Linked DNA regions of Homo sapiens: region 1 is linked to region 2. Evidence: read pairs that join two places in POLR2A ChIA-PET (ENCODE). Cell type or tissue: GM12878. All regions are shown on one strand. Each heading gives the region's core, and the rest is flanking DNA. Links, peaks and the distances in the headings are about the cores only.

Region 1 (10,179 bases), core at 14-8,013, 72 kb after region 2:
TGAGCTGTGTCTTCCGCTCCTGCGCAATCTGTGGCACAACAGGGCGCTGGCTAACCGGCAGCACCTCGGGCAGGACAGATGCTAGGCTTGGGGTGGAAAAGTGCACTAGCCCAGACCCTCCTAGGTGGTGGCATCGTGCCCCCTCACCTGGGCATCGGCCTCCTCATAGGGGTCCACGAACACTGTAGTGGCATCAATGCGGATCTCCTCCTAGCAGCAAAGGGGGCTCAGTGCACGGCAGGTCCTCCCCCTGCCTGCCTGGCCCCCAGCCGCCACGCCCCACCTCCCTGGGCACAGACCTTAGGGCGGTCAGTTTTGGGGTCACTCTCCACATTCTCCATGGCTGTCAGTACGTCAAAGCCCCCAACAACCCTGCAGCAGGGAGACAGAGGTGGGTCTGCGTGTGCTCAAGGAGGGCACCCCCACGGCTGAGCCCCAAGGCACGTGGGAAGAGGGGTTGAGAGCCCCGAGGCTGGCCTGGTGGTCCTTGGGCAGCAGCCAGGAAGGCGATGAGAGGGAGTGGCAAGGGCGGGGTCGGCTGACCATGGCCCTGGGCATATCCAGCTGGGTTTTTTTCTGTTTTTGTTTTTTTTTTGGTTTCCCCCACCCACAGGAAAAATAGGAGTCACAAAACGTGGCTTGTGCTCTCCCCGCTGGTTTGGTAAACAGAGTTCCACTTGGCCAGAACCACATCACCTGCGTCCACCCTGTTTCGTGCTGCTTCCACACAGCTGGGTGGGCGTCAGAGACCACGTGGCCCACAACGCTGGAAAGACCCCTGGACTAGAGGGTGAAGGGAGCTGGGTGTGGCCAGGCTTGCGAGTGGCGCGCCACTGGGTCTGAGACAGGGCAGTGTCCAGGCCACATGGGCGAGTTTCCTCCTCTCCTGAGCCCGGTGGGTCTAGAGAGCCAGACTTCCCTGGCACATGGAGCACCCTCCATCGCAGCTCTGCATAGCCTCAACCCCCAGCAGTGATGGCCAGCATGGCACATGACTCAGGTCCACGAAAAAGGCAGTGAGGAGGCCTCAGGTGGGGAAGGAACCCACCTAGCCCACTGACCCCCCAGGCTTCACACAGCCGCTTCCCTTACCGTCCAAAGATGGTATGCTTCTTGTCCAGGTAGGCACAGGAGCGAAACGTGATGAAGCTGGGGAGGAGGGCTGGATGGTTAGGGAGAGCATGGCACCTTCTGCACCTGGCCTGCCTAAGAGCACACCAGGAGCTGCCCACCCTCTACAGCCAGCTCTGGGAACCTGCAGCTTCCACGGACGCATGTGTGCACGTGGTTCCCTGCGCTGCCCACCAGGGCAGGTCATTAGCCCCCAAGGCTGCCCAGGGGACCCCGGAACTCCAGCTGTCCCCAGGTCTTCCTGCTGCCCCGGCTGCTGCCCACTGCCTGTCAGGTGGTCCCTGTGCCCAGAACCAGGTTGGCCATGCAGCTCTGTGGGAGGTGGCTGGGACGAGGGGACACCTGGAAAACCAGAGCCAGCCCCATGTCATCAAGGGACCTGTTGAAGGACTGAGGAGAAAGGAGGCAACAAAGCCAGAACAGGAGTCAAGGGATTAAGAAACGTGGGTAACATAAATAAACATGGACTAAGAAAATGCTCAGGTCGTCCAGGCACAGTGGCTCACGCCTGTAATCCCAGCACTTTGGGAGGCCAAGGCAGGTAGATCACTTGAGGCCAGGAGTTGGAGACCAGCCTGGCCAACATGGTAAAACCCTGTCCCTATTAAAAATACAAAAATTAGCTGGGCGTGGTGGCGTGTGCCTGTAGTCCCAACTACTTAGGAGGCCAAGGCAGGAGAATCGCTTTAACCTGGGAGGCAGAGGTTGCAGTAAGCTGAGATCACACCACTGCACTCCAGCCTGGGCGACAGAGTCTGTCTCAAGAAAAAAGAAAAAGAAAAAAGGAAATGGGGTGGAATTAAAACAGCCAACAGCACTGCCATGAGACGAGGAGAGAGTTTCTGCCAGCCTGGTCTGGGAGGAAGGCAGAGACTACCTCATAACTTTGGACTTTTTTTTTTTTTTTTGAGATGGAATCTTGCTCTGTCCCCCAGGCTGGAGTGCAGTGGCGCGATGTCGGTTCACTGCAAGCTCCGCCTCCCAGGTTCATGTCATAGTCCTGCCTCAGCCTCCTGAGTAGCTGGGACTACAGGCGCCCGCCATCACGCCCAGCTAATTTTTTTGCATTTTTAGTAGAGACGGGGTTTCACTGTGTTAGCCAGGATGGTCTCAATCTCTTGACCTTGTGATCCACCTGCCTTGGCCTCCCAAAGTGCTGGGATTACAGGCGTGAGCCACTGCACCTGGCCAACTTTGGACTTTAAATAGATGTCCTTCTTAACCTTAGACCAGAAGTAAAACATCTAATTTCCAAACCAGCAGAAAGAGAAGAGAAGCAAATGAAAATAAATATAAAAAATGGTAACTAGAAAGCAACAAGATCATAGAACGCAACAGACCACCTGAAGAATTAAGTCCACATTTAAGATTGTCAGGATTGGCCAGGCACAGTGGCTCACGCCTGTAATCCCAGCACTTTGGGAGGCCAAGGTGGGCGGATCACAAGGTCAGGAGATCGAGACCATCCTCGCTAACACGGTGAAACCCCATCTCTACTAAAAATACAAAAAATTAGCCAGGCGTGTGGCGGGCGCCTGTAGTCCCAGCTACTAGGGAGGCTGAGGCAGGAGAATGGCATGAACCTGGGAGGCGGAGCTTGCAGTGAGCCGAGATCGCGCCGCTGCACTCCAGCCTGGGGGACGGAGCGAGACTCCGTCTCAAAGAAAAAAAAAAAAAAGACTGTCAGGATGAAGGAGAACACGACAGACCCCAGCTGTGAGCCTTCAAAAAGCCCTCAGAGGGCAGAGCCAGAGAGGCTGAAAAGAAAACGATGGAAGACATGGGGTGGGTCCCGGCGCTGGCGGCACGGAGCACTCCCCAGGGTGGTGCAGGCAGGCACAGCCCACAACCCGGCTGGTGAGACACAGGACTTAACCTCCACTGCATCAAACATGCACCCCCCAGCCACGCAGGGACACGCTCCTGAGCCCACCAAGTCTGACCACACCCGAGGCCACCAGACAAGTGTCCGCAGATGTGACATCTGCAACGGTGCAGACCTGAGCTCTGACCTGCAAGCAGTTCCCTCTCTTGCTGATTTCTAACACAGTGAAGGAAACTAGAAGCAGAATTAAACTCAGATAAGAGGAAAGTAAAAGAACCATCCTGAGGCAAGCTCCTCCTAGAAAATCTTTTTTTTTTTTTGGAGACGGAGTCTCGCTCTGTCACCCAGGCTGGAGGGCTGGAGTGCAGTGGCGCGATCTCGGCTCAATGCAAGCTCTGCCTCCTGGGTTCACGCCATTCTCCTGCCTCAGCCTCCTGAGTAGCTGGGACTACAGGCGCCTGCCACCATGCCCGGCTAGTTTTCTGTATTTTTAGTAGAGATGGGGTTTCACCGTGTTAGCGAGGATGGTCTCGATCTCCTGACCTCGTGATCCGCCTGCCTCGGCCTCCCAAAGTGCTGGGATTATAGGCATGAGCCACCGCGCCTGGCCTCCTCCTGGAAAATCTTTAATTACAAGAATCACAAAAGGGAAAACAAAGCTGTAACAAATTAAAGTCTAATGATCTTTGAATACGGTAAAATAGGCAAACCTTTGGCAACAGTTGTCCAAGAAAGCACAAAATACTACTAGAAATAAGAAAAGAAGGCCGAGTGTGGTGGCTCATGCCTGTAATCTCGGCACTTTGGGAGGCTGAGGTGGGTGGATCACCTGAGGTCAGGAGTTGGAGACCAGCCTGGCCAACATGGTGAAACCCTGTCTCTACTAAAGTACAAAAAATTATCCTGGTGTGGTGGTGGGCGTCTGTAATCCCAGGAGAACCGCTTGAACCCAGGAGGCAGAGGTTGCAGTGAGCCGAGATCCCGCCATTGCACTCCGGCCTGGGTGACAAGAGTGAAACTCCATCTCAAAAAAAAAAAAAAAAAAAAAAAAGAGAAGGTGGCAACTGATCTGTCAGCAGTTTCACAGGCTGGTTAAGCCAAAGAGAAATAAAAAATAATAAAATGATTCCCTGCCCTGGCCCCTGCCAAACAACAAAAACAAACCACGCACCCAACCTACTTGAAAATAACCAACAGTCCTAGGCAATCCTTGGCTGAGAAGAAATTGAAAGGGAAGCTACCAACAACCAGCAAGCAGTGAAGAGGGAACATGCACCCTCAAAATGACAGACGTGGCTATCAGAAACACACATGGATTAAAGTGAGGAAGGAGGAAAAGCACCATGAAGAAGCAAAGACAGAAACTGAAAACAATTACAAACCCTTCAAAGTGAAGTGAAAACAGACAAACCCTTCAAAGACCACTAAGGGACTGAGGAATGGAAAGTGTGATTAGGCATGAGAAAAAAAGGTCAGCACAGCGAGGCCAAGAGAATACCAGCCTTCATGGAAACAAGTGCCCGTTAACCCTGAAATGAAAGCCCCAAGGAAGTGGCACGAATAGCTGCCAGCTGCCTTTGCCCAGCTGTTAAGCACAGCTGACTCGTTTGATTTTTTTTTTTTTTTCCAGACAGGGTCTCACTGCTGCCCAGGATAGAGTGCAGTGGCGCGATCCTAGCTCACTGCAGCTTTGACTTCCCAGGCTCAGATTATCCCCCCACCTCACCCTCCCAAGCAGCTGGGACTACAGGCGCACGCCACCATGCCCCGCTAATTTTTTTTATTTTTTGTAGAGATCGGGTTTTGCCATGTTGCCCAGGCTGCTCTCGAATTCCTGGGCTCAGGCAATCCACCTACCTCAGCCTCCCAAAGTGCTGGGATTACAGGTGTGAGCCACCACGCCTGGCCATCCCTGTGATTTTAACCATTCCAGGCCACAAAGCCACAGCCAGCCCTGCTCGTAACATGCAGGGGCCACACCTGTCACAGCAAAACCTGCTGGAGCCAGTCCACACAACCGAGACCACGTGTGACAGTGAGCTGGCAGAAGGCCACGGCGAAGCCACGACAGGCCAGGGTTCACCCCAGAATGCCACGGAGACACCCATCCACTCTGGCCTTGTAGTGGCCACATCCACAAATCCCGGGAGGACCAGAAAAAGGACAGAATCATCATAGTAGATGCTAACAAAGAAACCTCTAAAAAGTCAGCCACCCTCCTAAAAACAGCCCAACAACAAATGTTCTGAGAAGGCAAAACAGCGATTTCTGTGGAGCACAGCAAGATGCCCACATCCTCCTCCCCCATCAGGCCCACGGTGACGTGACGGTGACGTGACTGATGTGCACACCAGGGAAGCAGAGAGCAGACCAGCTTTTGGTGATAAGCGTGACTATCTAGAAAACCCAAAAAAATCTTAAAAACTTTTGAATTATAAGATAATTTGTTAAAGTGGCTAGATATAAAATGAACGGTAGTTTTTCTCTACATGAGCAATGATCCCCAAAAGTTGGGAAAAAAAAAGTCCATTTACAAAAGTATCATAAACTATAAAAAATCCTTAAGAGGTTGCTTTATCCCGGAAGTCACAGGACCCATGTGAAGAAAACGATTGAAAGACTGAAACATAACATCAGGCCACTGTCTGGGGATGGAAAGGGCACCTCTGTTCTTCCACAATACAGGCATCCGGCCCCTGTGTGCATGGCCCTGCTGGCCCCCCATCCCCTGCCTCCTGCCACCAGACTGCACACTGCTCCCCACATGCACCAGGGCCAGACCTCCTGTGTCTCTCCAGGCGCCTCTCCCTGTGCAGCCTGTGCCCTGCACAACCCCTCCCACACGCTGACCTCCCCCAGCACTGCCTGGCCACAGGCACCCACACGAATGCCTGGTCCCTGTCAAGAAGCCCTTCTGGACCTCCAGTAATTCCCGACTTCTGGTCTCTCGAGGACACACCCGGTGCGGGCAGCTCTCCCTGCTGACTCACTCTGGGGACCCCCTTTTGAACGCAGGTGCACATGCTTGGCCTAGGTGTGCCGTACACCGTCTGGGTATGATTCAGAACCAGCACACCCTTCAGAGAGGGCCAAGAGGAAGAACCCGCAGAGAGTGCCGGCTCACCTCCCAGGCCACCCCAGCAAGCCCAGCTGACTCACAATTGAGACCTGTTGCTGTTGGGCCCGGAGTTGGCCATGCTGAGGATGCCGCGGCCCGTGTGCGAGAGGTTGGGCCGGAACTCGTCTTTGAAGGGCTTCCCCCAGTATGACTCCCCACCTGGAAGAGAAAGGCCCATGGGAGCAGGAAAGCCTGGGCCCCAGCCGAGGCAGAACTAGAAACCTCAGAGTCCCGAGGGGCATCAGGGCCTTGCTGAGCCCAGCCTGGGGCAGGGGCACTTGATAGGGAGGCTCCCAGCCCCACGCCACCAACTCCTGGGTCCCTTGGAGCCCCCACGCCTCCAAACAGGCAGGCTGCTGCCCACTCACCCCAGCCCCGCCTGGGGCCTGCCCCGGGACAGGGATTAAAGAGTCAAGGCCACCATCATCATCACTCAAGCTATGGGAATACAGAGGTTGGGGGATCTGGACCCAAGCAGCTGCCAGGCTGAGGGGCTTGGAGAGGCTGCAGGAGGGAGGGCTGGCCTCAGTCTGAGGCAGACCCCAGGGGCCCAGGGAAGAGACCACACACTCTTGCCTCCTCTACCATGCAGGCCTCACAGCCACCTGGAAATGAGAAAACTGAGGGCCAGGCCTGAGGGGGCACAGCACTGATGGCTGCCAGTCGTTCCACCCTGGTCTAGCAGATTCCATGTCTGAGCTGTGCACAACCCCTGCCCAGCTACCCCCTCATGCCCCACGGAGCAGCCAAAGTGCCCAGAGAGGGGCCCAGCACCAGTACCTACCCGTGCCTGTGCCTGTGGGGTCGCCCCCTTGGATCTGTGAAAACAAAAGCCAGTGAGCAAGTCACACTCTGAGACCCGAGGCCCACCGCCTGCCTGACTGAAGGACACCCCTCCTGCCAGATGGCTCCACACAGGGGCTGGGCTCTTGGTGATAATGAGGGGCCCTCCCAGCCACCTCCCTTTGTGAACCCAGTTCTGGATGGGCTGGGGCCTCAAGGGTCAGTCTATGGGTTCCCCAACAGAGGATCACCAACTGGACTCATCCTGGCCACCGTGGGATGGGCCAGGGCCCTGGGATGGGGCAGGGACAAGCCCACCCAGCCCCCGATGTCCCACCAAGCTCATCTGTGCAGCCAGTGACTCTCGTCACTCACCACAAAGTTCCGGATGGATCTGTGGAAGATGGTGCCATCGTAATAATGCTTCTTGCAAAGCCTGATGAAGTTTTCGCAGGTTTTTGGTGTCTGCAACATAGCCCCAATACTTGTATGAAGCAGAGAGCTGCCAAAGGCAGCTCACCACAGCCACAGGAGGCTTTTTTTTTTTTTTTTTTTTTGAGGTGGAGTCTTGCTGTTGCCCAGGCTGGAGTGCTGTGGCGCGATCTTGGCTCACTGCAACCTCCGCCTCCTAGGTTCAAGACATTCTCCTGCCTCAGCCTCCCGAGTAGCCAGGACTACAGGCATGCGCCACCATGCCTGGCTAATTTTTGTAGTTTTAGTAGAGACGGGTTTCCCCATGTTGGCCAGGCTGGTCTTTAACATGTAGCAGAGTCAGCTGCCCAGCCACACTGGGCACGGATGGACCCACAACATTAAGCAACAGGACCCGTGCAGCCGCACGGCCCAGAGTACAGCGCATGGGAGAAGTGTGGGCAGAGCAGCAGGTGCGGCTTGGCCCCTTCTCTGAGACACTGGCACCTGTGCGCAGGCCATGCTGCCAACGCGGCCCCCTAGGAAGGACACAGGGCACTGCTGCGGGTCCCGCCTAGTGACAGGCTGAATTTCCTACAACAAGCACATACCAGTGGCAGCCCTATATTTAAGACATGGCTGTCAGATGACCCAGAGATGACCTTGGGGCATGGGGAGTGGCTGGCCTCCACACCCACCAGGTCGCAGTGCAGCTCCAGGTTGAGGTCGCCCTTGTTGGTGTGCAGCCGCACGTAGCCCTTCTTCTTCACAAACTGGTAGCGCAGCACATCCTCGTCGATGGCAGCTACAAGCCAAGGTCCCAGCTCAGCCCCTGCCCTCACCCTGGGGCAGCCCCACCATGCCAGGCAGCACCGACCTCAGACACACAGGCGGGGACTAGGCTCCAGCTCTGGGGAGAGCAGGGGAGCTGGAGGCCGAGGGTCTGCTTAGGCCACGCACAGGCTCACCCCAGCCTCATGGGGCTGGCAGGGGTTCAGCAGCTAAGAGGGGGAGGACTAGGGGCTCAGGTGACAGTGGGAGCCCCTGACAGACCAATAAAGTGGGAGTCGGGGAGCACACCCACCCCCTGCCACTTTTGGGTCACATGGCAGGTGGCTACAGAGGCCAAGGTGGCTACCTGCTTCATGTGTGGTCTCCGGGACCATCGCGGTGGAGGTGAAGGAAGCGCTGACCTTCCCTGTGGAATAGTGGGCCTGCCAAGGAAACCAGGGTGGCACCTCAGCAGTGCCATGGGAGGCAGTTGGGTGGGGACGTGTCGCTTGCCTAGAAGCCAACCACACGCCACCCCTGCCCCCCAGGCCCTGCTTGGTGCCTCTCCTCCAGGAGGGCCTCCCCAACCAGCAGGAGGAAGAAGCCAAGGCTAGGCCAAGCCAGGGTCCCCTGGCCTCCACTGGATCCCGACTCTTATGATATCAGGTGAAACCCTGGAGATAAAATACCACACAGGACTGGCCACCTCAGGGTTAGGAGTGTATGGCTGACTTCTCATTTATTTTTATTTTAATTTTTTTATGAGACAAGGTCTTGCTCTGTACCCAGGCTGGAGTGCAGTGGTGTGTGATCCTGGTGCACTGCAGCCTCCAACTCCTGGGCTCAAGTGACCCTCCGACCTCAGCCTCCTGAGTAGCTGGGACGACAGGCGCATGCCACCACGCCTGGCTGATTTTTTGTAGAGATAAGGTCTCACTATGTTGTCTAACCTAGTCTTGATCTCCTGGCCTCAAGCAATCCTCCTGCCTCAGCCTCCCAAAATGCTGGGATTACAGGTGTGAGCCACCACGCCTGGCCTCATTTCTTTTTAAAAGTTTCAAACTTTCTACACTAAACACATTACATATTTAATCAGGGGTCGGGGAAAAGCCCCAATAAATGTTATTTTTTATCATAGAGGAAGAAAAAGGGGTTTCTCCCATCAGAAGAAAATACAAGCCAGGCACAGTGGCTCACACCTGTAATTCCAGCACTTTCGGAGGCCAAGGCAGGAGGCTCTCACTTGAAGCCAGGAATTCAAGACCAGCTTAGACAACATAGCAAGATCCTGTTTCCAAAAGAAAAAAAAAAGTAATATATCAAAGTGCTAAGGGCAGTGTGTTAGACGGAGTGACACACTGGACAACAAGCTTTCTTTTTCAAATTTTCCAGAATTTGAATAATTCTTTAAGAAGGAGAACTTCAGAGCTACCTGCCCATGTCTCTGCCCTCCCCCTAGCTCCAGATCCCCATGCTCTGCCTGACAGGAGGAAGAAGCAAACACGACAGCCCCAGACAGGTGGCACCGTGCAGTCCCAGGCATGCCATCCACGTCAGCACCGCAGCAGACCATGAAACGCCCCAACTCTCCCTGGCATGGCTTTGGGCCCCAGTGCACATCGGGCCCTGCCCTCCCAGCCACCACAGAACCACATGTGCCCGCTCAACGTGCCTGCCCTGGCTACTGAGCTCAGGCTGGGACCACAGCACAAGGCAGACCTTCTGTGGCAGGGATCTCCCCTACATGCCCCCACACACCCCTTGGTTCTTCAACGACCAGTGTGGACATCAGCCCCTCCCCTTCTGCCTTCTCAGATTCTATCTGCCTCAGGGCAGCCCCAGGGCTGTGCACTCAGAGCCATCAGGGGCACCACAGCTCTGGGGGATCCTGGCTGCCTCCCTGCCGTGTATCCCAGGCCCCCATGAGCCCCTTTCCCAGGACCACTCCAAGAGGCCATGAGATGGGCAGGAAGACGGGGCTTGGGCTTGGCCGAGTGCCCTCCGCCACTCACAGCGTTCAGCTTGTCCACTTTCTTCTTCTCCGGGGCCTTCATGGTGGCTGCCAGAATCTCGTCCCCTTTGAACTCCTTGTAGAGCTCCTGCAGGGTCTCTCGGGTCTCGGCATTTGTATTTTTCAGAT
Region 2 (12,500 bases), core at 1,735-9,734:
TAGAATTAAAAATTATTTAGAAAGTTACATATATTCTCCTAGGAATCTCTCTCTCGTTTATTAGAAACTCCAAGTACCTCCTTTACTCTCAAGGGTAGTGAATGTGATTATTTGGAAACAACTTTTTCATATTCCAGATTGTTCATCTTTGGGTTCTCATCCTTTCCTTGCTGCCTGTCCAGAGCAGTTTCACAGTTACATGAGCATCTCTCTGGAAAGGGTTCGCCTCAGGACTCCCTCCCATGGAAAGCAGAGCCACCAGTTAAATAAATTTAGTATTAGAGTCCTCTGTGCCTGCCCCTTCAGAAACTCCTAGCTGGGACCTGGTTCTACAGTTGATGTCACATGCAAGGGGCCCAGACCCTGTTACCAGTTCAGACTAGCAGTGTAGGCTGGAGAGCTGGAGAAACTTCATCCAGGAGATGGAGGCTGGGCTGGCCAGTCAGGGGGATTTACATGGGCCTGCACAGAAGCTACATGTGCTTAGATCATAAGGGAAGGTGAACAATGTGACAATATTGGTAGATTTTAAAAATTGAGCAGGCCCAACACAATGGCTCATGCCTATAATCCCAGCACTTTGAGAGGCTGAGGGGAGAGGATCGCTTGAATCTCAGAGTCCAAGGCTGCAATGAGCTATGATTGTATCACTGCACTCCATCCTGGGTGAACCCTGTGTCAGAAAAGAAAAGTATACAGGAAAAGAATGCAAATCTTGATTTTAGAGAGTATGTGACAAGAGGAGAGAGAACTGGACTTGTGTTTAGAACTCTATAGAAAGAAGCAGTGAATAAAGAATTGTGGGCCAGGTGCGGTGGCTCACACCTGTAATCCCAGCACTTTGGGAGGCCGAGGCAGGTGGATCACGAGGTCAGGAGATCGAGACCACGGTGAAACCCCGTCTCTACTAAAAATACAAAAAATTAGCTGGGCACAGTGGCAGGCGCCTGTAGTCCCAGCTACTCGGGAGGCTGAGGCAGGAGAATGGCGTGAACCCGGGAGGCGGAGCTTGCAGCAAGCCGAGATTGCGCCACTGCACTCCAGCCTGGGCGACAGAGCAAGACTCCGTCTCAAAAAAAAAAAAAAAAAAAAAGAATTGTGAGCCAAGGTAGAAGCAGTTGCTGGGGAGATGCTTTGGACAGAACCGTGTTGCAGTTAGAGGCGTCCATTCCCCGTCAGTAAGAACAAAGAACCAAGTAGACATGAGCTGAGGACTGACATGACCAACTCAGCCTCCAAGCAGATAGCCCTGAAAGCCAGGCAGGGCAACAGAACGAGGAATTGGTAGGGAATAGACACTAGTAGTTTGGGGGCCGGAAAATGGTGTTTTCAAAAGTCTGACATCAAAGCAGGAGGGGTTGAAATGAGGGAATACTGGGTAGGAGATCAGCTAAGAACAAATGCCTGGTCTTCCATACCAAAGGGGCCGTAGCCTTGGACTAGAAATGAAGTGGTGAGAAGCGGCAAATTCAAGAGGAGGAGGAAAGGCAAAGTCTTAAAGACTCCAAGTTTTCTAAACCTACCAACTTGGGGGAGGCAGGGCTGCTGGCACTGTTAAGCCCTCACTTAGCCTGCTGTTAACACCAGACGCACCCCAAAAGACGATCTCTCAAACCCAAGGGAAGTGTTGTGGAGTCACGCGAACAGGACGTGCAGTGGACTGCTAGCCATAAGCCTTGCGGAGTGACTGAGAAAGAAGCCTGTTATCAGCAGGGGCTGAGCTGGTTCATGTCTTCTGTTGCCCCATACACATGTGGCTCTCTAGTGGAGGAGGTGTTAGCCACAGTGATTTGCACAATCACTCACTGACAGAAAGCTGGGCCCCAGGATCCAACCATTTTCACACCTGCAGTCCCCACAGAACTTCCTTCCTGGCTCCTCTGTGAGGTGCTCACAGTGGAGCAATTGTCTCTGTTTCTCAAGAGTCCGTCCCTCTCCCTCCGTGAGGCTCCAGGACACACTCCCAGTGTCTGTACAAGGTCAGGTTAACTAGACCTTGGTCAGCCCGCTGCCTTTCCTCTACAGCAGCGGCGTGGGGTAGTCATAACAGACCTGGATGGCCTGTGAGGCCTGCCCTTCTGTGAAGAGCACTCTCTTGCCGTTTACAGAACCTAGAATATTGAGCTGAGCAACTTCTGTTGCTTTTCTTCCTTCACAGTTCCTTTCACAGTCATTTTCCCTCAGCCAGGTGGTGGCTTGTGAGCATCTCATCTCTGTCGCTTCAGGTCAGGCGGCAGTGCTGCCTGCTTAGTCTGCATTAGACACTAACAGCAAACGCGGCAAGCAGGACCTAAACACAGCCTCAGAGGGGCCCATGTAGTAGGGGAGAAAGACACACACACACACAACTGTGCACATTTTTAGTATAAAAGAGCTTCTGGGGTTGACGTGATAATTTGTTTTTCATCATTTAATCAGCATTGAGCACTTCCTTTCGCCAGTTAGGAAAGGAACAAAGATGAATAAAACCCAGGTTTTGCTTTCCAGCAGCCTCATAGCAGGAAATGTAAACAACAAGGAGTATACAGAGTCCCAGAGATGGACACAGGCATGGTGGGTCCCAGAGAGTAAGGCAGACATTAAAGCCTCACAGAGTGTGGCCGACTCGCGGCAGTTGTGCTGCAGCTGAAACCTGACAGTTGGGTTCTTTGCTGGTTGGGGAGGGGCACAGCTGTGTGGACCCTGGAAGGCGGGCATGCCAGACAGCTGGGCAAGAGGGGGGCTGCAGAGAAAGAGGCCAGCCCAGGCTGTGGCCCTTGCTTCCCCAGGAGGCCAGCTCTCCCTCACAGGTAGCTGCCTGACCTGAAGCAGTGGCTCAGGTGACTCTGGTGGCAGTAAGGATGCAGGAGGACCTCTGAGAGCAGGGACTTGGGGGAAAACTGGTCAGGCCACTGAAGAGACAGGCAGCACCGCAGGCACAAGGATGGCAAGACAGAGGCAGGGTTGCTCCTGAGGCCACAGGGCGCAGTTGCTGGCAGAACGCCTCCTGAAGCCAGCTTTGCAAGGCGGGGGACCAGTATCCCTCTCAGGTCCACCACCACTCTGAGAGTCCCGGCGTGGCAAGGACAGTCACCTCTGTGCGTTGTTCATTTGCTCCAGACACAGAAGACACACAGATGCTCCCTATGTGCTTATAGCATGATTTTTTTTCCCAACATTCTTTTAGTGACAGTTTTCAACTATTCTGAAAAGTTGAAGGAATTTAAAGTAGACACCCATATTCCCACCACCTAGATTATACAGTTAACATTAACATCTTACTTGTTTTCTCATAGATCTGTCCATCTGTTCCTCTATCCACCCATCAACCCATCGCATTTTATCCATTCATTGCAAAGGACGTTGCCAACGTCTAGACTGACTTACAATTTAGTCATCTAGAATATCACATGAATCCAGGGGAAGCTGGGGCTGGGTTGGCTGATTAAACTATGGGATAGGTTCTTTCATAAACATTTCATTTTGGTGATCACAACAGAATTTTGGGAAGTCAGCATGCATCCATGTTTATAATTGAGGAAACTGAAGACAGGAGCCTTTGAGCACTTCGCTCAAAATTGTACATCAAGTGGCAAAACTAGGCAGAGAATCCAGGTATTTTGGACCCAGAATGTCATTTTCTTGAAATGTTTGCCAGCATGAAACAGTGGCAGGCTGCACACTGCCTGTGATTAGCCTTGCTCCTTGGGAAAGTTCTCAGGACTCATTCACAATACTAAGGAGCATTGTCTCTGAGTTCCCAGCCCACACACTGGAGATCAGGAGCTCTGAATTGGAGAGCTCAGGAGGTAAAGGTGTAATAAAACATGGGAACACTGGGAGGGCACGGTTGACCGTTTGGCTGCAGCAAGAAAGGCTTAGAAACATACACCCCAGGACCACAGAGCACAGCTGTGGGGCCCCTTTGGTAGAGGAAGCAATGAAGTGATATTTGTAGTGGTGGCCGAAAGGTCTTAAAAAAGGGTCAAATTATATTCATTGTATTTTGCTTAAGGGGGTCAGTTTTAGAAATGTTTCCATGGGCAAGTTTAAAAGCTGATCATGCCTACTACCTGTGACAAGCCTCATTCCTACCCAGCCCATGTCCTCAGTCTCCTACCCTGTGAGGCGGGTGAAGGTAGAGGTCAGTGCTCAACTTCCTTCTTCATCTGCCTGATTGTGAATTTTCTCAGGTGGATTGATCACTAGGGGCATGAACCGCATTTCCCTTTGGTTTATTGAAGATGAAAGCATTTTAGGGCAGCTTTAATTTCCTGCCAACCCGTAGGTTTGGCTGCAGTTCACCTCTACATAAAAGAGACCACTTCTCCCTCTTAGCCCATCTCCAAGTCCACAGTTTGGCTATAGTTAGCCCATTCTTCTTGCCCCACCTCCTGAGTGGCAGATGGAAACCACAGCTCTGAAAGTGCTCTGTGAAATAGTAAGTGATACTCTGCTAGATTTTCATGCACTAGTGTTGGATATCTTACGGTAAATAAAGGACATCTTAGGAACACTGCAGTCAGCGTAGGCTGGGGGAGTGGCGTCTTTCCTATGAGTGTTGTGGAAACCACCTCAGAACTGTCTGAGAGGAGGTGCCTGTGGAGTGAGGGCTGACCCTGGCCCCTTCAGAACTGCCATGTGTTATCCTTGCCCAAATGTGTCCAAAGAAATGGCCATTTTGCAGGAGTCTTTTTTCCCTTTTCTGTTTTCATAATGCTATTGCTGCTGCTGCTGTTTTAATGTGGTTCACTGTTGTCACTTTTGTGTTTTGTGATGCTGATGATGATGCTGTTTTCACATGGCTCACTCTTAACTCAGTGGTCTGTTTGTGTTTCTATAGGACAAGGGCTCAGAGGACTGGACGTGCTCAGACATCGGTGTTCTTCTTCCCAGTTCTTGACCCCTGGTCCTGTCTCCAGCCCGTCTTGGCTTATCCACTTTGACTCCTTTGAGCCGTTTGGAGGGGCGGTTTCTGGTAGTTGTGGCTTTTATGCTTTCAAAGAATTTCTTCAGTCCAGAGAATTCCTCCTGGCAGCCCTGTGTGTGTCACCCATTGGTGACCTGCGGCAGTATGTACTTCAGTGCACCTACTGCTTACTGTTGCTTTAGTCACTAATTGCTTTCTGGTTTGAAAGATGCAGTGGTTCCTCCCTCTCCTGAATCCTTTTCTACATGATGCCCTGCTGACCATGCAGCCGCACCAGAGAGAGATTCTTCCCCAATTGGCTCTAGTCACTGGCATCTCACTTTATGATAGGGAAGGCTACTACCTAGGGCACTTTAAGTCAGTGACAGCCCCTTATTTGCACTTCACCTTTTGACCATAACTGTTTCCCCAGAGCAGGAGCTTGTGGAAATACCTTGGCTGATGTTGCAGCCTGCAGCAAGTGCTTCCGTCTCCGGAATCCTTGGGGAGCACTTGTCCACGTCTTTTCTCATATCATGGTAGTCACTAACATATATAAGGTATGTGCTATTGGCCCAGCTTTTAGAAAATGCAGTCATTTTTCTAAATAAAAAGGAAGTACTGCACCCAGCAGTGTCACTCTGTAGTTACTGTGGTCACTTGTACCATATAGAGGTGTAACACTTGTCAAGAAGCGTTATGTGCAGTACTTAATGTTTGTAAGACTTACAAAAAAAGATTTAAAGTGGCAGCTTCACTCGACATTTGGTGAGAGAAGTACAAAGGTTGCAGTGCTGAGCTGTGGGCGGTTTCTGGGGATGTCCCAGGGTGGAACTCCACATGCTGGTGCATATACGCCCTTGAGCTACTTCAAATGTGGGTGTTTCAGTAACCACGTTCCATGCCTGAGGATTTAGCAGAGAGGAACACTGCGTCTTTAAATGAGAAAGTATACAATTCTTTTTCCTTCTACAGCATGTCAGCATCTCAAGTTCATTTTTCAACCTACAGTATAACAATTTGTAATAAAGCCTCCAGGAGCTCATGACGTGAAGCACTGTTCTGTCCTCAAGTACTCAAATATTTCTGATACTGCTGAGTCAGACTGTCAGAAAAAGCTAGCACTAACTCGTGTTTGGAGCTCTATCCATATTTTACTGATCTCTTTAAGTATTTGTTCCTGCCACTGTGTACTGTGGAGTTGACTCGGTGTTCTGTCCCAGTGCGGTGCCTCCTCTTGACTTCCCCACTGCTCTCTGTGGTGAGAAATTTGCCTTGTTCAATAATTACTGTACCCTCGCATGACTGTTACAGCTTTCTGTGCAGAGATGACTGTCCAAGTGCCACATGCCTACGATTGAAATGAAAACTCTATTGTTACCTCTGAGTTGTGTTCCACGGAAAATGCTATCCAGCAGATCATTTAGGAAAAATAATTCTATTTTTAGCTTTTCATTTCTCAGCTGTCCTTTTTTCTTGTTTGATTTTTGACAGCAATGGAGAATGGGTTATATAAAGACTGCCTGCTAATATGAACAGAAATGCATTTGTAATTCATGAAAATAAATGTACATCTTCTATCTTCACATTCATGTTAAGATTCAGTGTTGCTTTCCTCTGGATCAGCGTGTCTGAATGGACAGTCAGGTTCAGGTTGTGCTGAACACAGAAATGCTCACAGGCCTCACTTTGCCGCCCAGGCACTGGCCCAGCACTTGGATTTACATAAGATGAGTTAGAAAGGTACTTCTGTAGGGTCCTTTTTACCTCTGCTCGGCAGAGAATCGATGCTGTCATGTTCCTTTATTCACAATCTTAGGTCTCAAATATTCTGTCAAACCCTAACAAAGAAGCCCCGACATCTCAGGTTGGATTCCCTGGTTCTCTCTAAAGAGGGCCTGCCCTTGTGCCCCAGAGGTGCTGCTGGGCACAGCCAAGAGTTGGGAAGGGCCGCCCCACAGTACGCAGTCCTCACCACCCAGCCCAGGGTGCTCACGCTCACCACTCCTGTGGCTGAGGAAGGATAGCTGGCTCATCCTCGGAAAACAGACCCACATCTCTATTCTTGCCCTGAAATACGCGCTTTTCACTTGCGTGCTCAGAGCTGCCGTCTGAAGGTCCACACAGCATTGACGGGACACAGAAATGTGACTGTTACCGGATAACACTGATTAGTCAGTTTTCATTTATAAAAAAGCATTGACAGTTTTATTACTCTTGTTTCTTTTTAAATGGAAAGTTACTATTATAAGGTTAATTTGGAGTCCTCTTCTAAATAGAAAACCATATCCTTGGCTACTAACATCTGGAGACTGTGAGCTCCTTCCCATTCCCCTTCCTGGTACTGTGGAGTCAGATTGGCATGAAACCACTAACTTCATTCTAGAATCATTGTAGCCATAAGTTGTGTGCTTTTTATTAATCATGCCAAACATAATGTAACTGGGCAGAGAATGGTCCTAACCAAGGTACCTATGAAAAGCGCTAGCTATCATGTGTAGTAGATGCATCATTTTGGCTCTTCTTACATTTGTAAAAATGTACAGATTAGGTCATCTTAATTCATATTAGTGACACGGAACAGCACCTCCACTATTTGTATGTTCAAATAAGCTTTCAGACTAATAGCTTTTTTGGTGTCTAAAATGTAAGCAAAAAATTCCTGCTGAAACATTCCAGTCCTTTCATTTAGTATAAAAGAAATACTGAACAAGCCAGTGGGATGGAATTGAAAGAACTAATCATGAGGACTCTGTCCTGACACAGGTCCTCAAAGCTAGCAGAGATACGCAGACATTGTGGCATCTGGGTAGAAGAATACTGTATTGTGTGTGCAGTGCACAGTGTGTGGTGTGTGCACACTCATTCCTTCTGCTCTTGGGCACAGGCAGTGGGTGTAGAGGTAACCAGTAGCTTTGAGAAGCTACATGTAGCTCACCAGTGGTTTTCTCTAAGGAATCACAAAAGTAAACTACCCAACCACATGCCACGTAATATTTCAGCCATTCAGAGGAAACTGTTTTCTCTTTATTTGCTTATATGTTAATATGGTTTTTAAATTGGTAACTTTTATATAGTATGGTAACAGTATGTTAATACACACATACATACGCACACATGCTTTGGGTCCTTCCATAATACTTTTATATTTGTAAATCAATGTTTTGGAGCAATCCCAAGTTTAAGGGAAATATTTTTGTAAATGTAATGGTTTTGAAAATCTGAGCAATCCTTTTGCTTATACATTTTTAAAGCATTTGTGCTTTAAAATTGTTATGCTGGTGTTTGAAACATGATACTCCTGTGGTGCAGATGAGAAGCTATAACAGTGAATATGTGGTTTCTCTTACGTCATCCACCTTGACATGATGGGTCAGAAACAAATGGAAATCCAGAGCAAGTCCTCCAGGGTTGCACCAGGTTTACCTAAAGCTTGTTGCCTTTTCTTGTGCTGTTTATGCGTGTAGAGCACTCAAGAAAGTTCTGAAACTGCTTTGTATCTGCTTTGTACTGTTGGTGCCTTCTTGGTATTGTACCCCAAAATTCTGCATAGATTATTTAGTATAATGGTAAGTTAAAAAATGTTAAAGGAAGATTTTATTAAGAATCTGAATGTTTATTCATTATATTGTTACAATTTAACATTAACATTTATTTGTGGTATTTGTGATTTGGTTAATCTGTATAAAAATTGTAAGTAGAAAGGTTTATATTTCATCTTAATTCTTTTGATGTTGTAAACGTACTTTTTAAAAGATGGATTATTTGAATGTTTATGGCACCTGACTTGTAAAAAAAAAAAACTACAAAAAAATCCTTAGAATCATTAAATTGTGTCCCTGTATTACCAAAATAACACAGCACCGTGCATGTATAGTTTAATTGCAGTTTCATCTGTGAAAACGTGAAATTGTCTAGTCCTTCGTTATGTTCCCCAGATGTCTTCCAGATTTGCTCTGCATGTGGTAACTTGTGTTAGGGCTGTGAGCTGTTCCTCGAGTTGAATGGGGATGTCAGTGCTCCTAGGGTTCTCCAGGTGGTTCTTCAGACCTTCACCTGTGGGGGGGGGGGTAGGCGGTGCCCACGCCCATCTCCTCATCCTCCTGAACTTCTGCAACCCCACTGCTGGGCAGACATCCTGGGCAACCCCTTTTTTCAGAGCAAGAAGTCATAAAGATAGGATTTCTTGGACATTTGGTTCTTATCAATATTGGGCATTATGTAATGACTTATTTACAAAACAAAGATACTGGAAAATGTTTTGGATGTGGTGTTATGGAAAGAGCACAGGCCTTGGACCCATCCAGCTGGGTTCAGAACTACCCCCTGCTTATAACTGCGGCTGGCTGTGGGCCAGTCATTCTGCGTCTCTGCTTTCTTCCTCTGCTTCAGACTGTCAGCTGTAAAGTGGAAGCAATATTACTTGCCTTGTATATGGTAAAGATTATAAAAATACATTTCAACTGTTCAGCATAGTACTTCAAAGCAAGTACTCAGTAAATAGCAAGTCTTTTTAAATGCTGCTTTATTTCACTAAATTTTGTTGTGAGGTGTCACTAAAATGCCTGCAAACAAACGTAACTGCTAATCTGAGAGGAAACCCTCTTACTAATCAGAGAAGAAACCCTCCTGTCAGAAACCTTCAGGGAAGTGAGCTGATCACACCTAAACTGGGAGTTTGCAATGGGGTATTTGAAGCACTGTGGGAGTATTCCACTGGCCCTCTCCCTGAGAGACTTAACAGTCTTCCCTGTTGTCCAGATTCTGTATAAGGCAATCAGAATAATCATCTTCCTTGTTCAGCAGAGGAGCCTGGTCCCATTTTCCCCACTTTGTGATGGGCTTCTCTCAGCGGTAGCTCAGCAGTTCCAGATGGCAGTTTGGACCAGCATCTAGGCTGGCCAGTTCGCTGTGTTTACTTAGAACCAACACGTTCAGAGCTGGCCTGGACCATCTGAGGGGAACAGGAAACACCCCTAGGCTGTGGAAGCAAGTGCAGACCCCCACCCCCGGCCCTGAAGCCAAGGGGGCAGGGTTTGGGAGTGGCCAAAGAGAAGCAGTGCAGGGATGGGTTTTCCTAGGGACAGGCTTAGCATTCCTGACTCTAGGAAGAAGGAGCAGTGAGGCGGAGAAACAGTGGAGGGGATGGTGGCATTGGGCCCCATGGGGCCGAGATGGACACAGGGCTCGTTCTCTTGAGTCTGGTGCCAAGGACAGCTGAAGACGACATCATTTTCAGGTGGAGAGGAGAGAGTGGAGGGAGATCATGCCCTGTGATGTGTCTTTTGCAGGTGAAGGTGGGAGACAAGGTCTCTGCTGACGATGAGGCAGAGCCACCGTGAAAGTTGTAATAGGAGGACTGCCCGCCGCTGGAAGGGCCTGCAGTGACGCTAGGACACCCTCTGCCTGCATGTCACGTTAGCTGGGCTGGGCGAAGTAGAAGACCAAGGGGAAGAGGTGCAGTGGGGAGACCAGGTGGGATGCAACCACAGGACCAGTGGAGGGGCTGTGGCACGTGGGCGGAGACTGAGTGGCTGGGCATGTGTTGTGGCTGAGCATGTGGTGTGGGCAGTGGTCCTAGACCCCGCCATGTCCGGACAATGATATAGAGCGTCTCAGCATCGCCAGTCTAGACTGTCTATGGAGAGCAGAAAGTTGTCTGGGGCTGCCTGGGGAACTGTGAGGCCAGCTATATCACCGTCGCTGATGGTGACATTACGGTGGTGGCAGGAGCAAGGAGAGAGGGAAGAAGGACCCCGTCCAGCTTTAGTCACAAAATACCCAATGGAAGATGCCAGTGCCAATCCTGTGGGTTTCCTTGGGACTTCACACTGGCTTTCTTATCTGCTCCAGATCCATTCAGTAGTCACTGAGTTCCTGCCAAATACTTTGTAGCGCCAGAAGCCAGGAGCGGGGTCTGCAGCAGGGCAGTCCCCATTTTCAGGAAATGCCTGGAGCTGCTGGTCCCTGAGAGAAAGGAAAACATCTTTCAGCCGTACGCAGGCCAAGAAGGCCAATGTCCAGTAGCTTTGTGATTTTTTTTATATTTTTTTATTTATTTATTTTTGAGATAGAGTCTTGCTCTGTCGCTCAGGCTGGAGTGCAGTGGCGTGATCTCCACTCACTGCAACTTCCGCCTCCTGGGGTCAAGCAGTTCTGCCTCAGCCTCCCGAGTAGCTGGGATTACAGGCACACGCCACCACACCCAGCTAATTTTTGTGTTTTTAGTAGAGACGGTTTCACCATGTCGGCCAGGCTGGTCTCAAACTCCTGACCTCAGATGATTCAGCCTCCCAAAGTGCTGGGATTACAGGTGTGAGCCACTGCACCCAGCCTGTGATGTTTCTGTGGGGTTCCACAAATGTGTGTGTGTGTAAAAGCTGATGATTACAGCAAGAATGTGAACAGTAGCAGTTTTCCATTTGAAGGCAAGTTTTGTCTTTATCTGGGTATCAGAAGGACCCTCTGGGCCATTGTCGCTTCCTGTACTCAGAGCCACCCTAGTACTACGGGCACACACAGAAAACAGCAGCCTGCGTACTTTCAAAGGAAAGGCATCTTTAATCACCAATGCCTGGAAAAATTATTTTGTTTCCCTCTTCCTTCCGTCTTGTTTCCTAACTTCTTACCAAAGTTTAGAGTCTGAGTTTTTCGTATAATAATGTCCCACATCCACACATCGGGCCTACAGATGCTCTCCCTTGAATCGACTGGAAACATGACACCGGTTCCATGCTCTGGAACTGTCACCTGTGATGTGCTGGGCTGTGTCCCAAGCACAGGAATCCCAGCAGTTTCAGCTCGATGCAGAACCACCATGCTCCAGACACAGGCTTGGGAAAGACACGTCAAAATTAAAATACTAGGTAAGAGAAGCACCTGATTGGGTAGAAGTTGGAGAGGAATCCTGGAATTTTGTGGCCAGAAGGAGCCACTGCCCCTTTTGTTTAGTAAGACTAGACAGTAACAGAAGCCAGTTGTCAGCTATGAAAGTGGTGGGTGAAGCAGGGGAGGCTCCTCTATGGTGGGACCCTGGACAAGGGAAGCCGAATGTGTGAAGAAGGGGTGCGGGGGTGTGCGGTGCCCTAGGACACTAGGGCAAAGGTTTCAAACCTGGAACAAGGCACTGGAGGAAGATCTGCTGCCAGTCAGCAGTGCGGGCCCTCGAGTTAGCAGTCCGTGCGCAGAGGGGCCAGTTCTGAGACCAGTTTGGAGAGTCAGGCAGTGACCCATTGGCCATGTCATAATTCCTTCAGCCTGCCTCCTCTTTAATCCCAGAGAGTGCTCTTTCTTCATACTTCCTTTAAAATACTAAATTGTTCCCATTCCATGGGGAGCTGGCTAGGCTTTACAGGCTAGGAAATGTAGGTTTTCTGAGATGGAACCATCTACACAAGGAGGAGGAAGGCACTAAGACTACAGATGAGACCCATGACAGGGCTGAGCATTTGGAAGCCAACCCTGGTTGCTTTTCAAGAATTGCTTTGTGGCTGGGTGCAGTGGTTCACACCTGTAATTGCAGCACTTTGGGAGGCTGAGGCAGGTGGATTGCTTGAACCCAGGAGTTCGAGACCAGCCTGGGCAACATATGGGACACCCCACCGCCCCCGGC

Evidence for each region. ChIA-PET counts read pairs that join two places held together with the same protein. Peaks named below come from ENCODE experiments on the same cell type or tissue, not always from the same donor. Only the 100,000 strongest peaks of a DNase experiment are listed, where the experiment ranks them.
Region 1: POLR2A ChIA-PET joins it to region 2 with 11 read pairs; 5 of 35 experiments call an interaction of 5 or more read pairs at or near these places.

Annotation. Positions count from the first base shown.
Region 1 is chr22:21,684,786-21,694,964 of GRCh38, reverse strand. PPIL2 (peptidylprolyl isomerase like 2) reads right to left here. Exons shown (of 20, transcript NM_014337.4): 10 at 10,052-10,179; 11 at 8,407-8,482; 12 at 7,967-8,073; 13 at 7,233-7,322; 14 at 6,859-6,892; 15 at 6,116-6,233; 16 at 1,093-1,149; 17 at 300-372; 18 at 148-210; 19 at 1-28. Among named protein-coding and RNA genes, the nearest start is that of PPIL2, 24 kb to the right of the region's middle. RefSeq lists enhancers at 4,547-4,656, 5,922-5,971, 7,589-8,089. In GM12878, for the core only: no CTCF peak of the experiment used is centred there; a DNase peak (open chromatin) is centred at 4,384; H3K4me3 peaks cover 326 bases; H3K27ac peaks cover 192 bases.
Region 2 is chr22:21,756,563-21,769,062 of GRCh38, reverse strand. MAPK1 (mitogen-activated protein kinase 1) reads left to right here. Exons shown (of 9, transcript NM_002745.5): 9 at 4,823-9,406. Among named protein-coding and RNA genes, the nearest start is that of YPEL1, 27 kb to the right of the region's middle. RefSeq lists enhancers at 1,912-1,981, 4,292-4,341, 4,352-4,401, 12,449-12,500 and a silencer at 10,118-10,564. In GM12878, for the core only: no CTCF peak of the experiment used is centred there; DNase peaks (open chromatin) are centred at 1,785, 5,683 and 6,147; H3K27ac peaks cover 2,824 bases.